Regions from separate parts of the Homo sapiens genome. Here region 1 is linked to region 2. Evidence: chromatin contacts called from ENCODE Hi-C or POLR2A ChIA-PET data. All regions are on one chromosome and are shown on one strand. The core of a region is the stretch at or near the end of the contact, and the rest is flanking DNA. Distances in the headings are between cores, read along the strand shown. Region 1 has its middle 91 kb from the start of LINC02715. Region 2 overlaps LOC105369484 (a long non-coding RNA gene).

Region 1 (6,800 bases), core at 1,674-4,173, 57 kb before region 2:
TTGCCATGATAAACAGTATGAAGTTTCCTCAAAAGATTAAAAATAGAACTATCATGTGATCCAGCAGTCCAACTTTTGAGTACTTATCCAAAAGAATTGAAAAAAATTGAAAGAATTGAAATAGGCTCTATAAGAGATATTGTACTCCCATAATACATTGCAGCATTATTCACAAAAGTCAAAATGTGGAAACAACCTAAATGTCCATCAACAGAGGAGTAGATTTTTAAAGTGTTATAAACACAGAATGAAATATTATTCACCTTAACAAAGAAGGAAATTCTGCCATATATAGCAACATAGATGAGCCTTAAGAACATTACGCTAAGTGAAGTAAGCCAGCCACAAAAACACTAATAGTACATTTGTGTACTTTTAGGAAGTATCTAAATTAGTCAAACTCATACAAGCAGGAAGTATAATAGTGGTTGCCAAGGGCTGAGGGGAGGAAGAAATAAGGAGTTGCTGTTCAACGGCATAAGATTTCAGTTACTCAAGATTAATAAATTCCAGAGATATGTTGTATAACATTATGTCAATAGTTAGCAATACTGCATTATACACTTTAAAAATGTTGTCAAGAGAGTGGATCTCATGTTAAGTCTTCTTACCACAATAAAAAAAAATTAACTCCAATATGTCATAAGCCTAAATGTTAGCACTAACTAAAGCAATAACACTCTTAAAAGAATACATAAGAGTAAATCTTCGGGCCTGTAATCCCAGCACTTTGGGAGGCTGTGGTGGGCGGATCACAAGGTCAGGAGTTTGAGACCAGCCTGGCCAATATGGTGAAGGCCCGTCTCTATTAAAAATACAAAAAATTAGCGGGGCATGGTGGCAGGCGCCTGTAGTCCCAGCTACTCGAGAGGCTGGAGTAGGAGGATCACTTGAACCCTGGAGGCCGAGGTTGCAGTGAGCCAAGATCGTGCCACCACACTTCAGCCTGGGTGACAGAGTGAGACTCCATCTCAAAAAAAAAGAGTAAATCTTCATGACCAGGGGTTAGGCAAGGCTTTCTTAGATACAACACCAAAAGCACAATTGAAAAAAGAAGAAAAAGATAAACTTGGCTTCATCAAAATCAAAGACTTTTCTGCTCCAAAAGGCATTATTTGAAAAATAAAAATAAAAATACACCTTCAGAATGGGAGGAAATATTTGCAAATAATATATCTGATAAGATACTTTTATCTAGAACATATAAAAGAAACACAACTCAATAATGAAAACATAAATAACCCAATTTAAAAATGGGCAAAATATCTAAATAGACATTTCTCCAAAGAAGATATACAAATGACAAATAATCACATGAAAATATAAATGCAAGTCAAAACCACAGTAAGACAGCACTTTACACGCACTAGGGTGGCTATAACCCAAATGATGGAAAGGGAAAGTGTTGAGGAAAGTGTGAAGAATTTGGAACCCAGATGGTGGCAGTGTAAAATGGTGCAACCACTTAGGAAAATAATCTGACAGTTACTCAAAATGTCAAACACAGAGTTACCATTTGACCCAATAACTTCACTCCTAAGTATATACTCAAGAGAAATGAAAACATACCCACTCAGATGCTCATAGCAACATTGCTCATAGTAGTCAACAAGTGGAAACAACCCAAGTACATAGTGTTAAGTGTTCTTACCACAATAAAAAAATTAACTCCAATATATCATAAGCTAAATGTTAGCACTAATTAAAGCTATAACAAGTATTCATCAACTGGAGAATAGATAAGTAAAATGTGGTATATCCCTTCAATGGAATACCATTCAGCAATTAAAAATAGGAAGTACTGAGAGATGCCACAACATGGGTGAACCTTGGAAACAATATGCTAAGTGAAAGAAGCGAGTCACAAAGAACCACATAAGGCATATTTATATAAAATGTCTAGAAGAGGCAAATCTATAGAAACAAAGAGTAGATTCGTGGTTGCCTAGAGCCGGGGAGATTGAAGGTAAGAGAGGACTGACTGTGTACAGGGTCTTGCGAGGGTGATGAAAATGTTCCAAAATTGATTGTGATGGTCACACCACCCCGTGAATATACTAAAAGCCACTGAATTGTACACTTGAAATAAATGGATTGTATAGTATATAAATTGATTTATAGTATATAGTATATAAATATCTCAATAAAGGTGTTAGATAAGTTACGGAGGTTGTCATTCTCAAGACCATGCAGTGTAGGCTCAGCAGAGGTCACTTGCTCAACCCCAACATTGAGCACTTCCTTAAATTTTCTGCCCTTAGATGCCTTGCTAGCCCCTCGCTCTAGTCTTGGCCCTGGCCGTGTGAATTCATGAGGCATTACATGAAAGGTACTTAACATATACACCTACTATGTACCCACAGAATAAAAAGTAAAAAGGTACTTAACATGACCACATACCAAGTGCTTAGTAAGTGTTTGTGGTTATGATTATTAAACATCAAGAACGTGCCAGTCTTGGGACATATAAATAATAGCTAAAGTGTACTGAGTACATGAACCAGGCCTTATTCTAAACACTTTCTATGAAGATTAGATAATTGCCCAAATACATCCACTAGTAAGTAGAGCAGCCTTTAAAAAATGTACAGGGAGCCTGGCTCCAGTGCCACTGTATTAAACTGCATCATTAGTGAGAGTGTAAAGATGGTCAGGATACATTCATTTTAATTAGTAATTCATTATGAACCATAAAGATGTTCATCAAGACTATAACAGCGTAGCAGTAAAGATGAGAAATCCCATTGGTTTACAGAGAATTGTAAGTTCATCTGAGGATGGGCAAGACTTCAGAAAGGGTTCATTCCCTTACCACCACTACCTGCAAGTTTCAGGATGGAAAGGAGCTTGCTGGGATGAAGAAGCGAAGAGAGAGCATTCCGAGTAGGCAGAGTAAAAATGAGTAAGAGCGAGTGCTGAAACCAGTCTAGCAGGTTCAGGAAATGGAATTCTGCTGTGGAGCCTGTAGAGTGGCACAATGCTGGCGCTTAGAGTTACCTAACAGAGCTCAGTGTGAAGGGTTTTCTACACCATACTGGAGTCAGAGCTTTGTTCAAAAATGAAGAGGAAGCCAGCAGAGGTCCTAAAGCAAGAGTAAAGCACACAGATAGGAGGTGGGGAGATCTTTCACAAAGAAATTAGATTTGACAACAAACGATAGACAACTATCTCTTAGACAAGCTGTCTCTTGATACGCCATAGTAATTTACTGACTTTAAAGCTCCCTTACTGAAGAACTTGAAAAATATTGAGCTTTCCCTTTGGATATTCATGACAACTGCTTTCATAATTTCTTTTATGTGGTTAATGCAATGTTTTCTATTTATAAATGTACTATAAACTCAATGAGATAAAAAATTATCCTTTCATATGCCACTGGTTAAGCATTCCATTTCAATCCCCCATTCCTTAGCCCAGATCTTAGTTTCAAGCATCATTTAAACAAAATTAGTTCAGGGTCAACAAAACAGTAGTTTTTAAATTTATCTCAAACATTATGTAGCTGACTAAACAAGCTTTCTTGAGAGTGCTTTAGGGTGAGACCCTTGTTTATCTGTTTGAAATTTCTGACCCACATGCTTGGCTGCAGATCAGCCAGGAAAGGAAAAATGATTTCTATCAAACTCACTTCTAAACAACAGCTCAATTCCCAGGATGTGAAAACACCATCTCTTACTTGCATCTGACCTTCTACCACCAGTTTCCTTTTGTCAACAATAGACTCTGCTAGTTCTGACACTGTTCCCTCACTCTGGGCAGCTGGTGCAGAGGTTAAGCACAGAACTGGACTGTTTGTATCAAGGAAATTCGTGGAGCTTGTTCTCCTGCCGCTATAGCAGCTGGTATTGCCTGGTCTAATGTCCCTTCTTTGATTTCATTGTTAAGCCCTCAGGCTCTTTACTTGAAATTTGTAACAGGGCTGCTTCTTACAAGCTACCTGAGATACAGAAGGGAGCTATGCAAGAGACAGTGATTTATTTCACTCTTTTTCATAACGGTTCTTTTTCCATCACTAAAGGATCTGAAATACTCTTTGGAGCATGAAGTATGATACAGTTTATGGATTCATAGATCATTGGGTTTAAAGAATACCTAGAGTTTTCTGTATGGCATTCGTTCTGTGACAAGTTTGGCCTGAAACTAATAGTCTAGTCATTGTTGCAACACTTCCATTGATGAGTCACTCTCAAGGTGGCTTGTTCTATTTTGGGATGGATATAATTTTTCAAAAATATTTCTCACTCCATTGGTTGGAATTGTTTGTCCTTCCATAGACTGACTGTAAAATATCAAAAGATTATATTATCTCTCTGTTTTTTTCTTTTCCAGGCTACACTAGGGTCATGGTCGAATCCATATTTTCTGTAGATTACTGTTTCCTTATCTTTAAAGTACTGACATTTTGCATCTTAGTAAAGCATCGGTTTTCTAACCTAAGAAAAAATGGAAGTGATAACATTAATACCTTCTATATTGTGTTATGAGGGCCAAATAAAATAATAAAGATGCAGTTACTATAAAAATATAGCATTCTCCAATGTCCTATATATGGTATCAGTATTATTAGAAATATAAATACCCCTGTAAAATCTCAGCTCAGATAATATTTTACTTAGAGCAAATTACTCAGTAGTTATCCAAAAGAAACTGAGCTCAACAATCTAGTCTTAACATGAGGAAAGAAGCAAAACTGTCCCTCAATCACTTCGATTAAGGCAAGAAATATTTTAATGAGTCCTTAGTTTGTGCTAGGCACTGTTCTAGAAATTAAGGATGCCAAAATAAGCAAAGTAGATAAAGTCATCCCTAAAGGAATTTATTTATTTATTTGAGATGGAGTCTTGCTCTGTTGCCCAGGCTGGAGTGCAGTGGTGCAATCTTGACTCACTGTAACCTCCACCTTTGGGGTTCGAGTGATTCTCGTGCCTCAGCCTCCCAAGTGGCTGGGACTTAGAGGCATGTGCCACCACACCCGGCAAATTTTTGTATTTTTAGTAGAGATGGAGGTTCACCATGTTGGTCAGGTTGATCTCAAACTCCTGACATCAGGTGATTCACCCACCTCAGTCTCTCAAAGTGCTGGGATTATGTGGCGTGAGCCACCATGCCCAGTGGAATTTATATTTTAATGTGGGGCCTGGTAACATATAAGTAAACATATTTGATGTTGTTAAATGCTATGGGGAAAAATGAAGCAGGTTAAAGAGTGTAAACGAGGAGATACTATTTTGTATACATTGAATAGGGAAGACCTCATTAATAAGGTGACATTCGAGGTGAAACCTGAAATAAATGAGATAGTCAGCTGTGTGGATACCCGGGGAAGGCATTTTCAGAAAGAGGAGATCGATAGTGCGTGCAAAGCTCCTGAGAGCAGGAAAAGTGGCTGCGGCACAGCAAATGAGTGGGGAAGTAGTAGGTGATCTAGGACCCTGGTGAGGACTCTGAGCTTCCTTCCAAGTGAGACAAGAAGTCACTGGAGGGCTTTGAGGACAGGAGTGATGTGACCTGATTTAGGTTTTAAGAGGATCACTATCCTACTCTGTGATACATAGACATCAGGGAAACCAGTTACAAAGTATTCCAATAATCTATCCAACAGATCATGTTAAACTGAACCAGGATAGTATGAGTATATATGGCTAAAATGCTCAAATTTATGGTATATTTTGAAGGTAGAGCCATTAGGATTTGCTGATGGATTGGAAATGGGATGTGAGAGAAAGGAAGGAGTTGAAGATACTCCAGGGTTTTTGCCCTGCACAATGGGTGGGTTAGAAATTACAGAGCATTTGGAATTCCACACCGAAAGGAAAGGGAGAAAAAGTTCAAAATGTAAACCATGGTTAAATTGTGAAAGACTTTGTACTTCATGCTAAAGAACTTGGAATTTGTCCTGCAGGCAGTAGGTTTTATGCATACAAAGTGATGTGACAAGTTTGTATTTCTTAAAAGTAACTCTAGAGGGACATGCAGGATGGAATAAAATGGGGTAAGACTAGACGATGATAGATTAGGACAATATTGTAATAGTCCAGGTGAGACATAGCACCACCAGGTAGCAGAATGATCTTAGTGTCTGCTGGCCTAAAAGCAAGGTTACTATAGACTCACTGGGGAAAGGAGATAAATGATCTTAAGAACCAAGTGATGATCCAAGTGATGGCAAGCAGATTCCAGTGTGTCCCGCTTTATCACTTGATCAATGCATCCCTTGCCTGGACAGTTCTGGAGATATATTGATCAGCCCATTTCAAAACATTCACATTTCTCCAGGAAATGTTCATTGAGTGCTTCCACCAGTTAGGTAACAGGCCAATACTTGACCTAGACTCTATGGTTTAAAAAGAAAATAGATGGGATTGGGAATCAAAATACCTGAATTATTCAAACCCCGCTACTGCAGAATAAACAAACCTCATTGAAATATTTATTGGTTACCATACATATGCATTATTATCCTCACATCCATGTTTCTATTCAGTGATCATTCTCAGGCATATGGTATATGTCAGGATTGAACACACTTTGAATTGAACCTTTTGTTTAAGAGTGATGAGGTGGTAAATTGTTTTCATGTTGCAGCTCAGTCAGAAATATTTTTTACTGGCCTTTTGCTGAACAAGGAAAATATCCACTAATCATGCAGGTAAGCCTTAGCATTTTGTCAGTTTTCTTGTATGCACAGGTAAAGTCAATGATGAGTATTTTCAAGCAGCAAGAATTCTTGTTTACAGTTTATATGTACTGAGTGAACTTATCTCTTCTTTCCTACCTAAGTCTAGGCCAAAAAACGCTTC
Region 2 (6,959 bases), core at 4,460-6,959:
GTCATGCAGAGCAGCATTCCATCATTAAATGGAAGTGGTATGTATGTGATGGAGCTCAGGCTGTTCCTGAGGGCACAAGTAAGTTACATGAGAAAGTGGCTCAAATGCCCATGATCTCCACTTCTGTCACCCTGCCTTCTCTCCCTCAGCCTGCACCAATGACCTCATGAGGAGTTCCCTATGATGAGTTGACAGAGGAAGAGAAGACTAGGGCCTGGTTCACAGATGGTTCTGCATGATATGCAGGCACCACCTGAAAGTGGACAGCTGCACCACTACAGCCCCTTTCTAGGACATCCCTGAAGGACAGCGGTGAAGGGAAATCTTCCCAGTGAGCAGAACTTCAAGCAGTGCATCTGGCCGTGCACTTTGCTTGGAAGAAAAAATGGCCAGATGTGCGATTACATACTGATTTATGGGCTGTAGCCAATGGTTTGGCTGGATGGTCAGGGACTTGGAAGAAGCATGATTGGAAAATTGGTGACAAGGAAATTTGGGGAAGAGGTATATGGATGGACTTCTCTGAGTGGTAAAAAACTGTGAAGCTATTTGTATCTCATGTGAAGGTTCACTAAAGGGTGACCTCAGTAATCAAGTGGATAGGATGACTCATTCTGTGGATAACACTCAGCCTCTTTCCCCAGCCACCCCTCTCATCACCGAATGGGCCCATGAACAAAGTGGCCATGGTGGCAGGGACAGAGGTTATGCATGGGCTCAGCAACATGAACTTTCACTCGCCAAGGCTGACCTGGCTACAGCCACTGCTGAGTGCCCAATTTGCCAGCAGCAGAGACCAACACTGAGCTCTTGATATGGCACCATTCCTCAATCAGCCAGCTACTTGGTGACAGGCTGATTATATTGGAGCTCTTGCATCATGGAAAGAGCAATGGTTTGTTCTCACCAGAACAGATACTTACTCCAGATATGGGTGTGCCTATCCTGCACACAATGCTTCTGTCAAGACTACCATCTGTGGACTCATGGAATGCCTTATCCACTGTCATGGTATTCCACACAGCATTGCCTCTGACCAAGGCACTCACTTTACAACCAAAGAAGTGCAGCAATGGGCTCATGCTCATGGAATTCACTGGTCTTACCATGTTCCCCATCATCCTGAAGCAGCCGGATTGATAGGACGGTGGAATGGCCTTTTGAAGTCAAAATGACACCACCAACTAGGTGATAGCACTTTGCAGGGCTGGGGCAAAGTTCTCCAGAAGGTTGTGTATGCTTTGAATCAGCATCCAATATATGGTACTGTTTCCCTCAGAGCCAGTATTCATGGGTCCAGGAATCAAGGGATGGAAATGGAAGTGGCACCGCTCACCATCATCCCTAGTGACCCCCCAGCAAAATTTTTGCTTCCTGTTCCTGTGACATTACGTTCTGCTGGTCTAGAGGTCTTAGTTCCAGAGGGAGGAATGCTGCCACCAGGAGACTCAACAATGATCCCATTAAACTGGAAGTTACGATTGCCACCTGGACACTTTGGGCTCCTCCTACCTCTAAGTCAACAGGCTAAGTAAGGAGTTACATTGTTGGCTGGGGTGATTGATCTGGTCTGTCAAGATGAAATCAGTCTACACAGGAGATCTCTTAGGGCGTCTCTTATATCATACCCTGTGATTAAGGTCAATGGGAAACTAAAACAACCCAATCCAGGCAGGACTACAGATGACCCAGACCCTTCAGGAATGAAGGTCTGGGTCACTCCACCAGGTAAAAATTCACCACCCACTGAGGTGCTTGCTGAAGGCAAAGGGAATACAGAATGGTTAGTAGAAGGTAGTCACCAATACCAGCTACAACCACATGACCAGCTGCAGAAACGAGAACTGTAATTGTCATGAGTATTTCCCCTTATTTTGTTAAGAACATGTTTGTGCATGTGTACACTTATACTAAGGAAATATCTTCATTTTATTTCTTTTCTTTTTCCTTTATCATATGACATAAGATTTATTGACTTTATATCAGCATTTAAGTGTTGTTAACTTTATGTAATAGCACTTAGGTTAAGGATTAGTGCACTTCCATTTGTACAAAGAATAGTTGTATTATGTTAGGCATAATTATGACCTTTTATTGATTGTCTTTATTTGAAGATTATGTATGATTTCAGGAGATGCGTACGGGTTCAAGTTGACAAAGGGTGGACTTGTGATTGTTAATACTGAATGTCAACTTGATTGGATTGAAGGATGCAAAGTATCGTTCCCGAGTGTGTCTGTCAGGGTGTTGCCAAAGGAGATTAACATTTGAGTTAGTGGACTGGGAGAGGCAGACCCACTCTCAATCCAGGTGGGCACCATCTAATCAGCTGCCAACATGGCTAGAATAAAGCAGGCAGAAGAAGTTGGAAGGACTTGACTCATTGAGTCTTCCGGCCTTCATCTTTCTTCCTTGCTTCTTTCATCCTCAACTATCTTTGCTTCCTTTCTTCCTGCCCTCAACTATCAGACTCCAAGTTATTCAGCTTTTGGACTCTTAGATTTACACCAGTGATTTGCCAGGGGTCCTGGAGCCTTCAGCAACAGACTGAAGGCTGCACTCTTGGCTTCCCTACTTCTGAGGTTTTAGGACTCAGACTGGCTTCCTTGCTCCTCAGCTTGCAGATGGCCTATTGTGGGACTTCATCTTGTGTTTGTGTGAGTCAATACTTCTTTATAAAAGTCCTTTCATATACACATCTATCCTATTAGTTCTGTCCCTCTAGAGAACCCTGACTAATACAGGTTCCAAGGAAAGCATGGCTACCTTGCAACAGAATTGAGAGTACATAAACATGGCCCAGAAATCCTGCATTTATAGGGAATAAAAAAATAAACCTATATTGAGAAAATTTCTGTTAACATGAACTAAAAGCGATTGTGACTTTTTGAGATATAAAACTGCCTCTAGTCTCCTCCTACCCCAACCTTCCACAGGGAGGGTGCAGGCTGAGAGGGTGACTCAGACACCAAATACGGCATATTCTCCAATGCCCACTTTAGAAGTGACCAAGGGGGATTTTGGCAAGGGACTTCCCAAAGAGTGGAGCCAAAAACCATAGAGAAATAATGAACTGAGGTTTGGGGAGCTATGCCCAGGGAGCAGTAATGGGGTCTAAGCCAGTAAGAATATTCCCTTCTCCCAAGGTAGGGGAACCTGGCAACATTGATCAACGAGGATTTCACAATGGCTATAAACCATGACCGCTATGTGCATCTCACTCTTCTCCTACTAGAAGACACCAGCAGGGGATGAGATTTGGAAGGATCTTGAGATGGACGCAAGCACCTGTGGGAGGGATGTGAAGAAAGGCAATGGAAAGCAGACTGGGGTTAATTGAATTATTTGTGCCTGTTCTTTTTTTCCCTCAAAAGAGAATTAGACATAACTCATTCTTGCCATCTTCTCAAGGCAAGCAGAGGATACTTCCCCATCCCTCACTTTAGGCTGGGCCATGTGACTTGCTTTGGCCAATCAGAAGTTGGTAGACATGAAGCAAGCGGATGTGCTGTGTGGTTGCACTCATCCTCTTGCCCCCTAGGAGACTCCCATGAGAAGAGCTTCCCCCTGGTAGCAGATACCCCTTCAACCTGGGCTCCAAAATGAATACAGAGCAACATACCTGAGCCCAGACCTGCAACCTGCAGCCAAGGCCGGTTTACCTGAAGCCAAAAGCAGAGTCTCATTCCAGCTAACCCGCAAACATAAGCAAAATAAGTAAATGTTTGTTGTTTTCGGCCAGACAGATTTAATGTTTGTTATGCGGCTTTATTGTGGCAATAGCAGACTAAGATATGTATTTTCCCATGTCATTTCATATTCTTTAAAAAGCACTCTTACAAATACATTGATTCCATTGAAAAATTTCATTTAGTTAACTATTTCCTGATTCTGAAATATTAGGGTTTTTACTAAATCTGTTTTTTTGCCTCTATTTTTTGCTTCTTATAACAATGCTATTAATAACATATTAATCCATAATTTTTCCATACTTTGATTTATTTTCATAGGGTTAAAACTGGATAATAACATCTACTTCCCAGAGCTGTTGTGATGGTTAAAAGACTTAAAATAATTAAACGCTAAACATATCATCTTTCATGTAATAAGCATTCAGTAATGATTGCTATTGTTTTTTGTTATAGAGTTCCAAAAGTAAGAAAAACAATTCCAAGCTCTTGATATGAAATATAAAACTATTTTCCAATAGTTATACCAATTTATACTGCTAACAGCATCATGTGAGTTTTAGCATACCTTCAAACAACTCCATTTTTTTAACCTTGGCTATTTTGACAGTTGAGAAATAATATCTTGCTGATATTTTAATTTTTATAGCTTTTATTACAAGTGAGGTGGAAATTATTTTATAAACTGTCTAACCATTTATACTTTCTCTTCTGCAAATTACCAGTTAACACGTCCATTTAATATGCCCATTTCCATCCAGTCATGATGTTGGTCTTCCTCTGACCTGATAGACTTACCTGGTGCCAAAGAACTGATTGATTTCTGTGCTTTTCAATATGATAGCCACCTGTGGCCACTGGGCACTGTGCCACAAGTTATAATATTTTGGATATAGTGAGTTTAATGAAATATATTATTAGAATTTATTGTATATGTTTCTTTTTACTTTTTAAAATATAGCTACTAGAAAATTTTAAACTACATATTTCTATTGGACAGAGCTACTTAGACCTTTGAATATCACTTGCTCTGAAATTCTTCTTGGTCAAAACTCTCATTGCCCACACCCTTATGTTGGGTTCTCCTGCTATTACATGGTCTATCAGCCATAGTCTGTTGTTAACCTTCTAGATAATGCTGTGTTGAGTCCAATCCCTCTCCTCGAAATCCCTGCTGCATTTCATTCTCCGAGTCTCACCTCCTCCTAATTCAGTTCCATCCTCCTGTGATTAATCCTCCCAAGTCTCAACACATCTCAATTAGGTTCTATTACAGATTCCTGGATGAAATGGCAAACTTGATTAGGATTTTTAAATCCTATAATGTGTGTTAAATAGATTATACTCACTGCTATCTATGTTTATATTCCATTTATTCTATTTCTAGCAATAAAACATGGCTTTTCAAATGCTGAGTATTTTTTATTTGAAAGTGCCATTGAAAGGTTACAAACATACAAAGCTAATAAACAATTGCATATGTTTTTCAAATTCCCCTACCTCTGCCCACACCTTCAAACGTAACCACTGTGAATCCTCTCAAAACCACAGTTGGTGAAGACAGCCAAAGGTTATATCTGTAGCCACGAACCCTCAAAAGTTTCCTAACACCAACTCCAGCTGACTAAAATGTCACAGACATTTACTTATAATCCCTGGGGTTTTTGAATCTATAAGGCAGCATGGGTATGGGTTAACTTACCTGGCCACAGTAGAATTTTTTAAAGCCCTTTATGAAGGATTCAAGAAAAAGAAGTCTGTAACGCTGATGCAAAGTAGAATTCTTAATGTATTGAAAGGGATTATCATATGTCACGTGGAAATTCAACCTCGTTTTTTAGATCCACAGCTCTTTCCTTGTTGCCTAAATTCGTAATCGTGAGGCTCATTTGCCTTAGAGAAGTATCTGCAGCACATTTTTAATGCCAGACCTGCTCCTTCCGCCGTTCTTGCCCCTTTCCAGCAAGCTATTTCCCACCTCCCCCAACATCCCCATGGCTGCCCAGGAATTAAAACCAATTTGAATATGTAATCATGTGGAATAATAAGCACAAGTGTACTCTCTGGGGTGCTCTCTGGCTGCTACTCATCTCCTTGCAACTAGTTTCCTAAGTGCCTTTGAGAGATGCTGAGAACGCCATGTTGACGGTTAACCTTTTAACAGTTTTGCCATTCTCTGTTCACTCTGGCTACAAGCCCAGCTCTAAAGGAGGCACAGGAAGTGGGGTGAAGGAAGGGTTTCCTTCCTTCTAAGACTCACTGGAGAAACATTCTCCATAGCCTGAGGAAGAGAGTTGAGCAGGCTTTGAATAGTGTATTTTTAAAACATTCATTATTCTGACAATGGAGTTTCATGAAACTAGCTTTTATTCCTTTTATGCAAGTCAAACAGAGATTGCCCAAAACATATTACCATGCCAGGAAGTAAATAACTATTGCCTTGTTTTATGAATATGAGAAATTTCTGTGAAGATGCCTAAATATTTTGATTAATTTAAAAGCAGATGAGCTGATGTGTAGGTATTTACAACATCAAAGTACTTTTCTGATTGACTCAGTTTCAAAAATGCAATATAAAAGGTAGAGCATTCATCTTAAATAGCAATTTAGAAGTGGATGCTTTGGGTATTCTGAGGCATTCAAAATCTGATTATTTTGATACTGATACTGCTATTTTGATGCAAACACTGCAGTGATCAATTTGGTGGATGTGAGGGGAGGGCCTCACTCGGTATCTAGTATTCCTTATTAAAATGTAAAAGCACCCACTGTACCTCTTGAATATATAAGAATAATGAGCCATACCAGTAAATATCTGAATTGCAATCAGTGTTGTTTTGCCTGTATCGTCTCATTTCATCTTCAAAGCATGTGTCTGGGAGATAGATATTATTAGGAGTAATCACTGATGTTGCTGAGATTGAGACTTCCTTCGCAGTTGGTTATAAAGATCTAAGAATAAATCATCTTTCTTGAACTCGAGCATATCCATTAAGGTCAGAATTTCTGCAGATTGAGCTGGAGCTATTTTTAGGTACGGTTCTAAAGCAGCTGCAATTCAAGTGTCACAGTGCATGCCTTTTTGGCTCAGCAGTTGATAGTTCTGCTTCGTGCTACTCTCCTTCCCCAGACTCCTGGGACCATCGCATAGAGGGTGCTTGAGACATGCTGCACTGGACGATGCACACACCCCATCTCTCCAACATGACTGTAAGCCCCTTTAGTTTTACAATATGCAAAACCTTAGCACAGAGCTCTACGCAATTAATA

Evidence for each region. Hi-C counts contacts between places; a loop is a spot of excess contacts on that map. ChIA-PET counts read pairs that join two places held with the same protein, here RNA polymerase II (POLR2A).
Region 1: a map of endothelial cell of umbilical vein shows a loop between it and region 2 (4-fold over the local background). The contact joins two enhancer-like sites. A Hi-C loop is called at or near these places in 1 of 168 maps with a recorded cell type or tissue (endothelial cell of umbilical vein). POLR2A ChIA-PET finds 5 or more read pairs at or near these places in 1 of 52 experiments (H1).

The regions. Positions count from the first base shown.
Region 1 is chr11:109,911,293-109,918,092 of GRCh38, forward strand. No RefSeq gene overlaps it. Among named protein-coding and RNA genes, the nearest start is that of LINC02715, 91 kb to the left of the region's middle. Within about 2 kb of position 2,924, at least 2 of the 41 ENCODE cell types and tissues checked have a DNase peak (open chromatin) inside an H3K27ac peak, as active enhancers do; they include endothelial cell of umbilical vein, where a contact is called at or near this core.
Region 2 is chr11:109,965,507-109,972,465 of GRCh38, forward strand. LOC105369484 (a long non-coding RNA gene) reads left to right here. Exons shown (of 3, transcript XR_948004.2): 2 at 6,820-6,899. Among named protein-coding and RNA genes, the nearest start is that of ZC3H12C, 120 kb to the right of the region's middle. Within about 2 kb of position 5,710, at least 4 of the 41 ENCODE cell types and tissues checked have a DNase peak (open chromatin) inside an H3K27ac peak, as active enhancers do; they include endothelial cell of umbilical vein, where a contact is called at or near this core.